5 separate regions of the Homo sapiens genome follow, and regions 1, 2, 3 and 4 are each linked to region 5. Evidence: chromatin contacts called from ENCODE Hi-C or POLR2A ChIA-PET data. All regions are on one chromosome and are shown on one strand. Each heading gives the region's core, a stretch centred on a gene start or an enhancer-like site at or near the end of the contact. The rest is flanking DNA. Distances are from core to core; before and after follow the strand shown.

Evidence for each region. A loop is a pair of places that touch in the nucleus more often than their neighbours do. ChIA-PET counts read pairs that join two places held with the same protein, here RNA polymerase II (POLR2A). Pooled maps may share reads with other maps.
Region 1: a map with no recorded cell type shows a loop between it and region 5 (7-fold over the local background). The contact joins the promoter of LINC01506 here to the promoter of ZFAND5 in region 5. A Hi-C loop is called at or near these places in 1 of 37 single-sample maps with no recorded cell type and 1 of 50 pooled maps. POLR2A ChIA-PET finds 5 or more read pairs at or near these places in 1 of 52 experiments (GM12878).
Region 2: a map of B cell shows a loop between it and region 5 (27-fold over the local background). The contact joins the promoter of VPS13A here to the promoter of ZFAND5 in region 5. A Hi-C loop is called at or near these places in 4 of 168 maps with a recorded cell type or tissue (B cell, CD8-positive, alpha-beta T cell and naive thymus-derived CD4-positive, alpha-beta T cell), 1 of 37 single-sample maps with no recorded cell type and 15 of 50 pooled maps.
Region 3: a loop to region 5 is called in a map of CD8-positive, alpha-beta T cell, with 30 times the contacts of the local background. The contact joins the promoter of RFK here to the promoter of ZFAND5 in region 5. A Hi-C loop is called at or near these places in 4 of 168 maps with a recorded cell type or tissue (CD4-positive, alpha-beta T cell, CD8-positive, alpha-beta T cell and naive thymus-derived CD4-positive, alpha-beta T cell), 1 of 37 single-sample maps with no recorded cell type and 14 of 50 pooled maps. POLR2A ChIA-PET finds 5 or more read pairs at or near these places in 1 of 52 experiments (activated B cell).
Region 4: a pooled map shows a loop between it and region 5 (6-fold over the local background). The contact joins the promoter of TJP2 here to the promoter of ZFAND5 in region 5. A Hi-C loop is called at or near these places in 2 of 168 maps with a recorded cell type or tissue (IMR-90 and ascending aorta) and 9 of 50 pooled maps.

Annotation. Positions count from the first base shown.
Region 1 is chr9:68,545,352-68,548,051 of GRCh38, forward strand. It overlaps LINC01506 (long intergenic non-protein coding RNA 1506), which reads right to left and starts at 1,251. Exons shown (of 4, transcript NR_109769.1): 1 at 1,208-1,251; 2 at 366-485; 3 at 150-273. All of the region lies in intron 2 of TMEM252-DT (TMEM252 divergent transcript), which reads left to right.
Region 2 is chr9:77,176,255-77,178,954 of GRCh38, forward strand. It overlaps VPS13A (vacuolar protein sorting 13 homolog A), which reads left to right and starts at 1,280. Exons shown (of 72, transcript NM_033305.3): 1 at 1,280-1,550. The coding sequence starts at 1,451. VPS13A-AS1 (VPS13A antisense RNA 1) reads right to left here and starts at 1,663. Exons shown (of 2, transcript NR_026668.2): 1 at 1,373-1,663; 2 at 502-652. RefSeq lists silencers at 908-1,237, 999-1,293, 2,276-2,445 and an enhancer at 999-1,293.
Region 3 is chr9:76,393,022-76,395,721 of GRCh38, forward strand. RFK (riboflavin kinase) reads right to left here and starts at 1,405. Exons shown (of 4, transcript NM_018339.6): 1 at 1,069-1,405. The coding sequence starts at 1,150. It also overlaps a transcript of GCNT1 not described here. RefSeq lists enhancers at 676-1,489, 1,352-1,646, 1,824-2,063 and silencers at 854-1,343, 1,384-1,463, 1,484-1,543.
Region 4 is chr9:69,173,014-69,175,713 of GRCh38, forward strand. It overlaps TJP2 (tight junction protein 2), which reads left to right and starts at 1,264. Exons shown (of 23, transcript NM_004817.4): 1 at 1,264-1,419. The coding sequence starts at 1,360. RefSeq lists a silencer at 853-1,282 and an enhancer at 2,173-2,362.
Region 5 is chr9:72,363,840-72,366,539 of GRCh38, forward strand. ZFAND5 (zinc finger AN1-type containing 5) reads right to left here and starts at 1,369. Exons shown (of 7, transcript NM_001102420.3): 1 at 857-1,369. RefSeq lists enhancers at 372-1,075, 1,076-1,780 and silencers at 388-1,217, 1,228-1,607.

The DNA of each region.
Region 1 (2,700 bases), core at 1-2,500, 3.8 Mb before region 5:
ACCAATTACTTGTAATTTTAAACAATTTTTATTACTTGCAGTTTCCCTCCTATTTATGTTGCAGTATGCCCTCTTTCCCCACACTCACTAGTAGTAATAACATTTTTGAAAAAAAGAAATGAAAGCAGATGTACACTTGCTTTACTCACAGTGAAACAGCATAGACATGGAGAGAAAGCGTCTTGTTCTTCAGCCATCTTGAAGGTGTAGAAGAAACTCAAGCAGAAGAGCAGTTGTAATAACAGAAGAGAAAATCAGGCCACATTCTCAGGGCTGGGGCAAAATAAAAAGAATGTAAGAAAGAGGCAGTCAAACACTAAGAAGTTGCCTTGAAGAGTCATTTCAGGAGACCTTTGGCCCTTTACCTGAGCTGTATCCTATCTTCTGGATCTGCCTTCTCTCCCATGCCAACTTTTCCATTTTCTCCCCCTTGCCACTACTCAGCACTGATTATGAGAGTAAGGGGCCATTTAAAGGTGGCAACACTGCAGAAGAGAGAGACTGATGATTCACCAAAGTTCACAGACAGTATGAAACTGATGGGAAAATGGATACGCTGGAGGGGTATGGTTCACACCTCTAGAGAGAAAAGTTCTGGGACTCAGTGGAGGCCAAGCCAAAGTCCCCCATCACTGTTTCCATCTCCTTCTCAAGAGATCCACCAAGGAAATGATACCTTGCTTTTAAACTAGTCTATTTGCTTATTATTCTTCCTCTTAAAAATTCACCCATCAGGCCGGGTGCGGTGGCTCATGCCTGTAATCCCAGCACTTTGGGAGGCCGAGATGGGCAGATCACGAGGTCAGGAGATAGAGACCACCCTGGCTAACATGGTGAAACCCCATCTCTACTAAAAATACAAAAAACATTAGCCGGGCGTGGTGGTGGGCACCTGTAGTCCCAGCTACTCAGCAGGCTGAGGCAGGAGAATGGCTTGAACCCGGGAGGCGGAGCTTGCAGTGAGCCAAGATCGCACTACTGCACTCTAGCCTGGGCGACTAAGAGAGACTCCATCTCGAAAAATAAAAAAATAAAAATAAATTAAAAAAAAAATTCACCAATCAGCAGAAGTGTCTGACATAGCAGTAAGCAACAACATGTTATTTGGTTGACAGCCAAATTATCTTAAACCATAATCACTCTTTCAACACTGTTCCTTTGAGCATGACAGATCCATGAGGATTGTTCTGAACACTGAGTGCCTTACCTTGCACATCAGAGCCCCCAAAACCTCACCCTTCTTTCAGTCTCCGGTGCAATACACAAATGCCTTAGAACTTCTCACAGCCCTATGCACTCTAGTTTCTGTTTACCAGGCACATGGGCCAATACCCTTGTTTCGAAAACAGGAAGAGCATTGCTGTGAATGAGAAGTCAGTGGGGACTTTGGAAGGAAACTAATGGTGTGTAGAAGCTGTTGCATAGGAGGGACATGGGGCCAAGAGCTGAGGCAGACTGGCCAGATTTCAGAAGGTCACTTTGGTTTAGGAAGTGAGGCTTTGTGGGAGGCAGGGAAGGGGCGCATAGGCGTAGCAAGAGATGTCAGCCCTGCCTGATTTCACGGTGGTGATTACTGAGTGATTTCTGGATTAGCCTTTCACACTTGAGGGTTCACTGAGCACTGGCCACTTCCTCCTCTTTTCCATTCTTGTTTTCTTTGCTTTTGAAACTGTCCACCCTCCCTCCTCTTCCCCCACTCAGGAGAAGATTTATATGAAGGCTTTTTTTTGGTTGGCAAAGAACAGCTTCTCACAAAGTGCATGGCACAGTAAGGTAAGCTGATGTGAGAGCAGCACGTGAGGCCCCACTCACCCTGGGTGGAACCTAGTGGGTCTCTGGGCCAGGGGACTCTGTGGAGACCAGGACTAGGTGGAACTATGGGGCAGTTGCCTAAAGTGCAAAATTTGTTGGGGGTTATAGGGGGTGGGGAGGGTGGAACTTAGTAATCAAGAAAAATCATATTTTCCAGCAATGTTTTAAAAAATCTAATTGGCAGAATATGGCTCATGGGGCAGCAGCCTGTTTCTGTAAATAAAGTTGTGGTGAGGAAATTTGGTCCTGTCTATTGGCCAAACAGAAAGATAAATTTTGTTCTAGAGGGAGGTCAATTTAATCCACAAATAAGCCAGAACAAATTTAATTTCTTTGGGGATCCTTGGAAAACTGAAAAGACCACACTTCCATGGCCACTTTGGATCAGAGCAGAAGCCTCAAGCCAGGGCAGAATCTGACTGCCTGCATTGACACCACCTGGCATGATGGGCAGGGACTTGTAAATAGGAAGCAGTTTCTGTGCCCACTTTATGAAATTCTCTGTAATATTCTGTTTCCCTTTTCTCCACTTCCTAGTTTTAATACTCTTGAATAACTTAAGTGATAGCAAAATATGTGTTGCTCAAAGATTTAGTAGAACTCCCTCATAAAACCACTGGGTCCAAGACCTTTTTTTCTCTTACTTTTTTTTCCTTGTAATTTTTTATTGACTGCTAGGTACTGTGTGTAGGATAGTAGAGACTGAGATAAACAGTAGATATGCCATGCCTGAACATGGGCACAACTCTGCCATTGCTCACCTCTCGGTGTAGGGAGTTGAGCAAATCTAGTCAAGATTTGGGCTGAGTTTGGGTTTTGTTGTTATTATGGTTCCCTTCAGTGCACTACTGGCTTCAAATTCCTCTGGTATTAACTGGTGCTTGGGGT
Region 2 (2,700 bases), core at 30-2,529, 4.8 Mb after region 5:
TTTCTCCGTGCAGGTATTCTGAAGCAGACTGTTAGCTGAATGAGAGAGAAGCAGGTGGGGTGGTAGCCAATCAGAAGGGCCAAGTTCCAGTTCTTCCACAGAACATTGGTTGTATGACCTTGCACACATCCCTAACACTTCAGCTTCATTATATTTAAGACTAGGAGGTTGGAGACCTCATAAAGGTCCTTCAAATATAAAATTATATGAAAAACATTCATAAACTCAGGTAAAAACTTACAGTTTTTGTCAGGCATTCTACTTGCAAAGGCACACCCTAAACATTTAATTTTGAAAAGTCGGTGACTATGCACAAAAAGTAGTAAAATGACACAGGAATTAATAGAAATCCATCATTATTCATTTAACGTGTAAAGAGAAAACGCTCAATGTACACTTTTTCGGTCCTGCAGATGATTAATTACAGTTCTCTAAACCTCACATTTAGCATCTCTGTGACCTCAGGCCTTTGGGATTACTTCTAAGTAAGACCAAACAGGTCGAAAGATCTGTAATTGTAATTTATTTTAGGTCAGTGGTTCGGTGGAGGCATAGGGGTCAAGGGTCCAGCACTCCCAGTATTTCTTGGAGGGTGTTCAGCAGTTTCCAGACCGGCTGACTCCAACTCTTATCTGCAGGGAAGCGTGTTACTCTTTGGAATGAAAGACAGCTCCGTATAAATGACTTGACCAAAAATGGGTGCTCATCTCAGATGCAGGGCAGGGACTATGTAACTCCATCCTCGACTCGCAGCAGGAAGTTAACTCCTCCTGAGAGCCAGGCGGTCGGAGGACCAGGCGGGGAGGTTACAGGCACCAAGACACCCAGGCTGGCTGGACCCTCCCACCCTGTAATGATGAGGGGAGATGCTCCCTGGGACAGCCCCCTTGAAGCTTCTGGCGACGGGGCTGGGATCCGCCCACCCTTACTCAGGGGCGAGCCCTGTCATACGCGTGGAAGCGGCCACCACCTTCTAGGGGGAGGGGCGTTCCCGTCGGGCGTAACCGCCCCGCCCTGGGGGGCCGCTGGGGACGCTGATCTGCAGGAGGGGGCGGGGTCGGAAAAAATCCGGTAGCTCCAGACCGGTGTCCCGTTGCCAGGCGATGGGGAGGAGGCGGGGCCGACAGGAAAGAGGAGCCGGGCTCGGCGCGAAAAGGGCACCCTCCAGAGCCGCGGCCGCGCAGCCGCCTTTCCTCCCTCTCAGGGCTGCGCGCCCAGGTCTGCGCCGCGCTCCGCCTCCAGCCGCGCGCAGACTTGCGCACGCGTCGTGAGAGCGACCGCCTCCGTCTCTCGCTGGGCTCGCTAGGGCTGCGCGTTGGGCCAGCGGGGGCGCCGCAGCTGAAGCCGCCCCGGAGCCGGTGAACCGAATTACCTCGAGGGAGGGGCGTGGGGAAGGCGGCGGGAGGAGGAGCGCACGGGCCGGCTGCCGTGCCCACCACGGCTGAGGAACATGGTTTTCGAGTCGGTGGTCGTGGACGTGTTGAACCGGTTCTTGGGGGACTATGTGGTGGACTTGGACACGTCCCAGCTCTCTCTGGGCATCTGGAAAGGTAAGGAGGCCGCCGCCGCCGCTCCCCGGCCTCTCGTGCTTCCCGGCCGTCTCGCTGCCCGAGCGGCGTCCTGCGTTCTCGGGGCTTCGAGCACCTTGCTCGCCGGGTGCAGCCACCTGCCGCCGCCCGCCTGTGGGTCAAGTTACGTAAAGCCGGGCGGCAGTTCCCTGGCCTCCGCCCTCGAGTTGTTTATATTTTGGGGGAAAGGAGAGGGTCATGAGTGCGGGATGAAAAGGTCTATATTTTCCGAGCGGAGCGGACTTGCCGTGGGCTCCGTGGGTCTGGCGTTCAAGTCCCGGCGAGGGGCCGTTCTCTACCCCTGGCCCCGCACGGTCCGGCTTTAGCCGCGCGGGGCGAGGAGGCGAGACGACGCCTTCCTGGGCTGGGTCCCATCCCTGTCCTTTGCCCCCCTGGGTTTATGACGAAGGCCCCAGAAATCCCCCGCGTGTTGCATGCTGCCTCGCACGTGAAGGCAGGGCGCTGTGACCGGGGACGCCCGCTTCCTTGCTTCCCCAGCCTCAATTCCTGGCTTCACCCGTGGTGCTTTCTGCTCTCCCCCTTCCGGCCCTAGGACCCGGACGCCGGCTCTCTCTCGCCTGGGTTCGGCGGATAACAAAAAGGAAACTCAAGTGCAAAGTAACTCAAACAGTTGCTTGTGTGGTTGCAGTTAACAGCCTGACCTAGGAATGTGTAACATTTTCAAGACTTTAGGATATGTGGGTCAGAGTGAATTGCCGAATTTTAAAGAAAAACCAGGGCGTGCGGTGCAACGTCTCAGACCTGCAAAAGACCGGGCTGAACAGGGCCCTACGCTGCCTAGGTGGTGAAGGACCGAGCTTTCCTTGTGTCCGTTTAGTGTGGTATTCTGCCTTAGTGAGAGCCTCATTTTTAGTGTTTCCATCTGTTTTTGCATTATGCGCTTGTTTATTTTAAACACCCGCTAGAAATTAGACTCCTTTGTGAAATGAATTTCCCAGGCCAAAGTGAGGGTTAATTTTGTGTGTGAAGTGTGTGTGTTTAAATATATATTTAAAGTAATTTATTCTTGTCTGTGCACACACTTCCAGTCTTCTTCTAAAATACTTACCTTGACTCTTCTCGTTTATGAGATAATGTAAACAGGTAGTTTAGTTTGATTTTAAAGAATGTT
Region 3 (2,700 bases), core at 155-2,654, 4.0 Mb after region 5:
CGGCTCAGATTTCCCTCTCCTATTCATGTGAATAGGTTATGAATAAAGTACCAGGTAAGTATATAAAGCTCTCCAAAAAAATCCATACTCTTTGAGTAGGATGCAAAAAACAAGTACCAGAGTAGATGGATTTTTTCAGATCTGTTCTTTCCTAACCAGGTACTGAATCACCTGAAAAGTTTCTTTCTTTTTTTTTTTTTTTTGAGACGGTGTCTCACTCTGTCGCCCAGGCTGGAGGGCAGTGGCACGATCTCGCCTCACTGCAGCCTCCGTCTCCTGGGTTCAAGCGATTCTCCTGCCTCAGGTTCCCGAGTAGCTGGGATGACAGGCACGCGCCACCATGCCCAGCTAATTTTTGTATTTTTAGCAGAGACGGGGTTTTACCATGTTGGCCAGGCTGATCTCGAACTCCTGAGCTCAGATGATCCGCCCGCCTCGGCCTCCCAAAGTGCTGGGATTACAGGCGTGAGCCACCACGCCCGGCCAAAGCTTCTTATTTTTCAAATACACAAGCTCAAGGCTGACTTAACAAGTCAAGACGCAGCTCTGGCATGTATTTCTAAGGATGAATTACAGTCAGGTCTCGATTATTGAAATTAATGTAGACAGACCAAGAAGGTTAGCTGACTCTCATTCAACTACCTATGTTATCATTTGGACATTACATAATTACAAATTAAAAACAAAACCACCTTAGACCCGGCTTGCGAGTTCAGCCGTTCTGGCCCACGTTACGTCTCTAATGGGCAAGACAAGCGCAATGCTTGACCAACTGTACCTTGGCTGGCCAAGGAGGCGTGAACGGGGAATCCTGCGATTCATCTCGGGCTTCCGGCCCTCACCACCCCTCAACCCCGTCCCCGCGGAGCTCGGAGCCAGAAGCAGGGACAAGCTCCCTCAACCGAGCCAACGGTCCTCCGCCACAGACAAGGGGATGCGGGAGGAGGAAGGGTGTGCTCTCTGCCCGCGGTCCGGAGGCCCCACGCCCCGGTCCCAAGTCCCCGGCTGCCGTCTCTCCCCGCTCCCCACGTGACCCGGCCCGGGGGACTCTGGCCGCCCTGCTCTCACCTGTGGGGATGCCCAGCTGCTTGGAGCCGCGGCCGAAGCCCCGCACCACTTGACCCCGGCAGAAGTAAGGCAGGTGCCTCATAATGCAGTCCGCTCGGGGAATGGGCTGCGGCCCGGTCTGCGCGTCCTGCGGAGCCGCCGTCGACGCGGCGCCCAGACCCCGGACCAGCCGGGGGACAGGAGCGTGAGCTCTGCCTGCCGCGGGGGCGCACCAGTGGCCGGACGACGCCGACCACAGGCCACTGCGAATCCCTGACGCCGCCGACCCAACAAATACCGCCGGGCGCCTGAGGAGCTGCGTCTCCGCTGGAGGGCAGCGGAGACAGCCGAAGTAAGTGCCGGGTGTGAGCGGGGTGGGGGGAGGGGGCGGCCCGAAGCGCAGAGCCGGCCTCCGCGCCGCCGGCGTGCGCTCCCTTCCTCAGCCGAACGCCTCGAGCCCGCTCGGCTTCCGTAGCCCCGCCCCATCATGGCCCCGCCCCGCCGCTGCCTCGCCCGGCTCCCGCCGCAAGCTCCCGCTGCAGGCTCCCGCCCCAGGCGCCTAATGTCTGGATCCCGGGCTTCGTTTCAGCCCCTGGCGATGGGAACTAATGTGGAAACCCCGTTTTCAGCCTGAGAGCCGCGAAAGCACAATTCTCGAACAATTCTGGTTTTTTTTTCTCCTTCCTCCTGTTCATAACAATCCGGAAGCCAAAGTGAGACGCTCTTTAGCTCCTTGGCAACCGCTGGGTTGAACGTCAGGCATCGCTCGTTCCGTTCGCTCTTTAAGTATTTATTAAAGCTCCAAAATTCAGCTCAAAGATCGCCTCTTCACAGAGGCTTTTCCTGGCCGCCCTACCAGAAGCGGTCGTCCTCCAGGACCACTGACCACGTTCTGGAGTTATTAATATATTCGAATGTAAGCTCCAAGGGAGAAGTCCCTGTCTGTGACGCTGTTAACCCCAGAGACTAGTGGAAGGTTACCGACATGGGCGGTGACTGTCCCCTCCAGGCTGTCTTCTTGACAATTTCACAAGCCCGATAACAGGCCGTCCCTCTACTGCAATGCAGATAGAGGCCTTCGTACCCTCGGAACTGTAAATACGCACGCTCCTAGGGAAGTAGCTCTGGGCTCACTCACAGGATATGCAGGGTGCAAGGTTATAAGAAGGTGCATCCTCTTAACGTCTCGAAGACAAAGAAGTTTTTTATTTATTTTTTTAAATTTTTAATCAATGGAATCCAGAGAAGTTTAATTTTTTTCTTTTTTGCTCTATACATTTGTATAAAATTCTGTGCAGACCGTGTAGTCTCTTTCTACCTTACATGTATGCATCTCTGATAAGATTTACCTGATATTAAATTTATGTTCTAGGCCAGGCTTGGTGGCTCACGCCTGTATTCCCAGTAGTTTGAGAGGCCGACGCGGGAGGATTGATTGAGCCCAGGAGGTCGAGGCTGCACTGAGCTATGATAACGCCACTGCACTCCAGACTGGGCGACACAGTGAGACACCCTCACCCCTTAAAAGAACTAGAGAAGAAGAAGGAAGGGAGGGAAGGGAAAGGAAAGGGGAAGGGAAAGTGAAAGGGAAGAAAAGGGAAGGGAAGGGAGAGAAGGACCCAAAGAAGCAATTATGGTCAGTTACTTATCTAT
Region 4 (2,700 bases), core at 14-2,513, 3.2 Mb before region 5:
GGACTTAGTTACTCCAAAGGAGTCCAGAAGCATAACACTTCTGGAGAGGCATCTACTGGACTTGTTTTTCCACGAAACTTCTAGACTTGTTTTGATCAGGCAGGAAGTGAAGCAACTTTTCAGGGAGAGAGCCCAGCATCTGCATCTCCTCTGGGACAGACCACACCTTTTACCTTCTACTTGTGAGCCTAGGACGAGTTTTGCTTTCCAATTAAGGGAAGAGCAGGGCAGGCAAAACTATTCTCTTACAAGATGGTTTTTTAAGATTTCAAACCCAAGGTTATATTTTTAATCGGTACCTGTTTGGATTCTCCAAATTAATTTATATGCTCTTAAAATAAAGACACTTAACGTCACTGCACAATTCTTTGCACATGGAGGACTTCGAAAGGAATAAGCACACTGAATTGCATTAGATGAATCCTGTCAGATAAGCACTTGTGACCTACTGGCAACCTTTTATAAGCTGATGATGGGAGAGGAGTTTCAATCTCTTTATTGGAGTTGTTGGAAATGTGCCAAAGAGATAACCTGGAATATATTGTCCTGAAAAGTCCTGTTTTAATATTTAATACGAACATCTTATAACCCTCGGAATTCGGGTAGGCAGTTGTTGGGCTGAGAAATGTGGGGTACAAGGCCGTGTATGTGTTGGTTAGCCGGGCAGGCCTCTAGACAGGACCTAAAACTTTGAGGTTTTCCCAGTTCGACTCTTCGTAGGAGAACTGAAGCTGCCTGTGTGAGGCCCTGCGAACCTCGCCAAAAAGTCTTCCTACAGGATGCCCCCGCGACCTCACCGGGGAAACACCGCGGACAGTCGGGCCAGCAGCGCCCGGAGCTCACTCCAGGTCTCCAAACTTGCAGCACTTCCCAGAGCGCGCGCGCTCGGAGCGGGACCTGCTTGCTCCAGTGCACGCCGCGGAGCGAACCATCGGGCTGGCGGGGGTGGAGGGGTGCAGGCGTGGGGGCTGCGGGCCGCTCGGGCCTTGGGCTTCTCCTGCCGCCGCCGCCGCCTCCCGCCCCCGGCCAGGAGTCGCGCGTGACGCGGTTCGCCGCAGGAGCCTCGAAGGCGCGGCGCCGGCGAGCCCTTCCCCGGCAGGCGCGTGGGTGGTAGCGGCCAATTTGACAGTTTCCCGGGCCGGGCGGCCAGCGCGGAGGCGCCACGCTCGGGTCGGGGGCGGGCTGACGCCGCCGCCGCCGCGGGAGGAGGGACAAAGGGGTGGGTCCCCGCGGGTCGGCACCCCGGCGGTTGGGCTGCGGGTCAGAGCACTGTCCGGTGGTGCCCAGGAGGAGTAGGAGCAGGAGCAGAAGCAGAAGCGGGGTCCGGAGCTGCGCGCCTACGCGGGACCTGTGTCCGAAATGCCGGTGCGAGGAGACCGCGGGTTTCCACCCCGGCGGGAGCTGTCAGGTTGGCTCCGCGTAAGTGCCTCCTTGTGCCGCGCGGTTGGGAGGAGGGTCGTGAGCGTGAGCGTGGGAGCGCTGGGGGCTCTGCTCGCGTGCTGCTCTGAAGTTGTTCCCCGATGCGCCGTAGGAAGCTGGGATTCTCCCATCCGGACGTGGGACGCAGGGGAGGGGTAGGTTTCACCGTCCGGGCTGATGACTCGTGGCCTCCGGGGCTCCTGGAACCTTTACTCTGAAGTCACTTGGGCTGGAGATTAAGGCGCGAGTAGGGGACACTGTCTTGAACCCGGTGTCCTGGATTTCTGCTGGCTTGGAGGCATCTCGTGTCTGTTGTGTCGCTTGCATGTCTTTGTGTTTTCCTTCTCTATTTCAAACCACACTCGGTATTGATGCAAAGTTACAGGCTTGTGTACGTGAGAGAAACTGAAAACTCATCACAGAGCAGAATCCCTTTTCCCTTTCAATCAGCTGCGTCTGTAATAGAAGTAAAAGTTGTTTTTTTTTTTTTTTTTTTCCAGTAGGGAATGGGGATGGAGGTTTGGAAGGACCCACAAAAGAGGAGTGTGATGAATGCTTTGTATTCTAGTACTAGCCTACCTGTCACCAGTTCTTTTTATGTCTTCATTTGTCAAGTTTCTGCTTTTACACGGTAGTTTAAGTTATAAATAATCAGGGATTTCTACCACAGGGTTTTAACATTCTTGAAATGTGGACAAACTTGGGAGTGAGTGCTCCCGCGCTTAGTAATGGAATACAGCCTCCCACCTCTATTTCAGCTTCAGTTCTTAGGCTAGGCTGCTTTTCTGGCAGCTGTCTGGCCTGAGTAATGATGGTTGTGGTTTCCCTGAAGTTCCCAGCGGAGAGTCATCCCATGATAGAAACTGCCTTGCGCTTCTCACTCACGCTCTCAGCCCGGGGAATCCCAGCGGGGAGGAGGGAGGGAGGTCGTTTTCTTCAGCTCCCCAGGTGGTCTGTGCTGGGTGTGCTGACGGTCCTTTTGGGAAAACAGGTCCACCTTTGCCAGCGTAATTCAGAAAGAGATGTAATTTTCTGAGAGCACACACCTGGGCAGGAGATCGCTTGAAGTGAGAAATTCGTAGTGGTAAATGTATTTGTAGCAAAGTACCACTGCATATCCTGCTTGAGAGGATGAAATTTGATTATTTAGTAAGTTTTCATGAACAACTCCACTTCAGTGTGGGGATTACGCAGATGAGCAAGAGCGTGGCTCTGTCACACAGTCCCGTTGGGAAAGCCTGCAACTCATTAAGAATCCGATGAGTGCCATTTAGAAATGTG
Region 5 (2,700 bases), core at 119-2,618:
TATGTTCCTTTATCTTGGTATCTCCTTAGATGCTATCCCTTAGGAGACACTCAATCAATAAAGATAATCCGACCCTTCCCCGAAAACACACCTCCACGGAGTGCGTGGAAAGCGAGCAAAAAATTTCACATTCATCAGCCTAAATGCACCAAACAAAGGAGGTGTTCCATTTCCTCCATGAAAACGGATCTCAGGATAAAAACGCAGCGACGTCGAGAAGCCCAAAAGACGACGCCGAGAACCCCCGGCCCCATGTTCCAATGGATTTTGGAACAAGTTCGGGTCCCACTGATACCCCATCCCCCTCTAAGCAAAGGCCTCACTCAATAAAGCCCAACAGGGCCCTCTCCGAAAACCACTGAGTCATGCAGAACAGCAGCTCAGCAGGCCCGGCCAGCCCTTCGCCTGCAGGCCCCACGCGGATCCCCGACCCCCGACCCCCGACCCCGAACGGCTCCTCTTAGGGGAGAGCTAGGGGGGGCTGCAACGGGCAGGGGGCGCGGCCGCCGCCTCGGCCTCTTTGTTTCTCTGGGTCGTGGTGCCCACGCCGGGCGCCGCCGCGGAGGCGAGCGGCCTAGAGGCCGGCCCCGCAGAGGCGGCACGCCGTGCATTGTTTCCCGACCGTGCTGTGGAGCGAGCCAGGGACGCCGGGAGCCAGGTCTCGGGCCACGACGACAGGATGACGCCTCCGTCTTTGTGCTTCCTGGGCTGGCGGGCGGGCTCCCCTCCCCCGGACGCCGCCATCCGCGGCCTGCTCCGGCTTCGCCATTGGCCCGCGGCGCCCCGGTCCCTTCACTCCCGCCCCCGGCCCGGCAACAAGGAGCCCGGCTCCCACCCGCAGCCCCGTATCACTCACCCTGCAGGGTCCCAAATGCGAAAGCCGGGTTCGCGCGCGAAGCCGGCACGATGAGGCCGGGCCGAGGCCTCCGGGAAGGCTGAGCCGGGCGCCCTGGTGCCGCCGCCGCGGGCCGGGAGCGGGTCGGAGCAGCAGGCGGAGGTGGCGCCGCCGCCGCCGCGGGGTCTTCCTTTGTTCCTGCAGCAGCGTCGAGCGTGGCCGGGACACGCCGGAGCTCGGGAAGTGGGAGGAGGGAAGCGAGGGGGGGCCGAGGAGGAGGTGGAGGGAGGACCGGCGGCCGCAGCGGCTAACGCTGCTCGAGGCGCTCGCCTGTCGTCGCCTCACGCCTCCACAGGCCGCAGGTTGGGCGGACGAGGAGGGCGAGCGGACCGCGCGCCGCGAGGCCTGGGGCCGTAAGGGCCCGCTGATGGCGCTCTTCGCCGCTCCTGCCACCGCCGGGGAAGCTGCGCGGCTCCCGGGAGCGAGCGAGCCCGCGTAGGAGATGCACACAGCTCCGCGTCCCGGCCGACTAACGCACTCGCCGCCCGGCGCCCGGGCTGTGAGGGAAAAGAGGGGGAGGGGGCGGGACCCGTGCGTCAGCGAAAACCCCGGCGGCGGCGGCGGCGGCGGGGAGCGCGGTGACGTCGCGGGCCCAAGGCCACGCCCCCGGTGCCCTGTCAGTAGGTCCAGGAGGCGGGGCCGAGACGGGTTGCTGTGCCTTCTCGCGGAGCCCAGCCACTGGCCTGGCAGTCGGCCCCTAGGGTGGAGCTGGGAAGAGCGAGTCCTGTGGAGGATGCGTTTCTATTTTTAACCCAATTGTCCGCCCTCAGCCTCCCTCCTTCGGATTTTCTCATTCAAACCCGTTTTTCGCCATCCTAGTTCTCACGCTTTGTCTCCAGCCCTGGGCAGACATTCCCTCCCCCAAGAATCGTAAGGATTCACCCCCAGAAAAGGAAAAGAATTGCCTTATGGCTTCGAGGTCTTTTCTGTTTATGAAACCTCCTCACTCCCCACACCCATTTTGAGCTCCGAAGTCCAGCCCGAGCGTGGCCCTGACGCAGCTGGCGGCGTGCGTTCGCTCGCCCAAGGTCACGGGTGGTTGTGCGGAGTGAGGAAACGCGCGGCCGCCCAGGGCTGCCAATGCCCCGGCGGCGCTGTTCTGAACAAACTGTTTTGGCCAGCCTGTGAAATCCCTGGAAATTGACGATTCCAGCAAAGCGTCGTGAACTGGGAAAGCACCAAATGTTCTACTCAAAAGCCGCGAAGGGACAAAACAAGCTAGACCCGAGGCCCAGATGAAGCGGGAGGAGGAGGCTTGCGAGAGGAAGTTCAAGGGGGGAGGTACTAGGCGGGCAGTTCAGGCACGAGGCACAGGTCCCCCATGGGTGAAAGGATGACTTTACCCGGAACACTGGGAACCTTTTCAGAGCACAAACAAAAAACATTTTCAACTGACCGCTCCAAGTGAATTTCAGTTCAACTCAAAATAACAAAATTACTAAGTCGGAAAGGACTTCTGAAATTTTCTAGTAAACAACGGTCTAACGAATACATAGAAATGATGTTTAGGGTTTATATTAGCCACATATAGAATGGAGAAGAGGTCCCTTCAGTGTTTCTCAAAGTTGGTAATCAGAAAAAAAATCACCTGGGGTGATTAAAGATTCCTACGCATCTCCCCTGGATATGGTTTTGGTTGTTCCGGGGTGGGAGCGGGGGTGGGGGGGGGCCCATATTGCGCTTCAGGTGGTCCTTATTTATAATCTGTATTTGGGGGAATGCTATACTGATAGCTTGAGCCACCACTGCCAAATCAAACAGTTCTCCGCCACAGTTAGCAAAGTACCTGGAGCATAACAACCTTT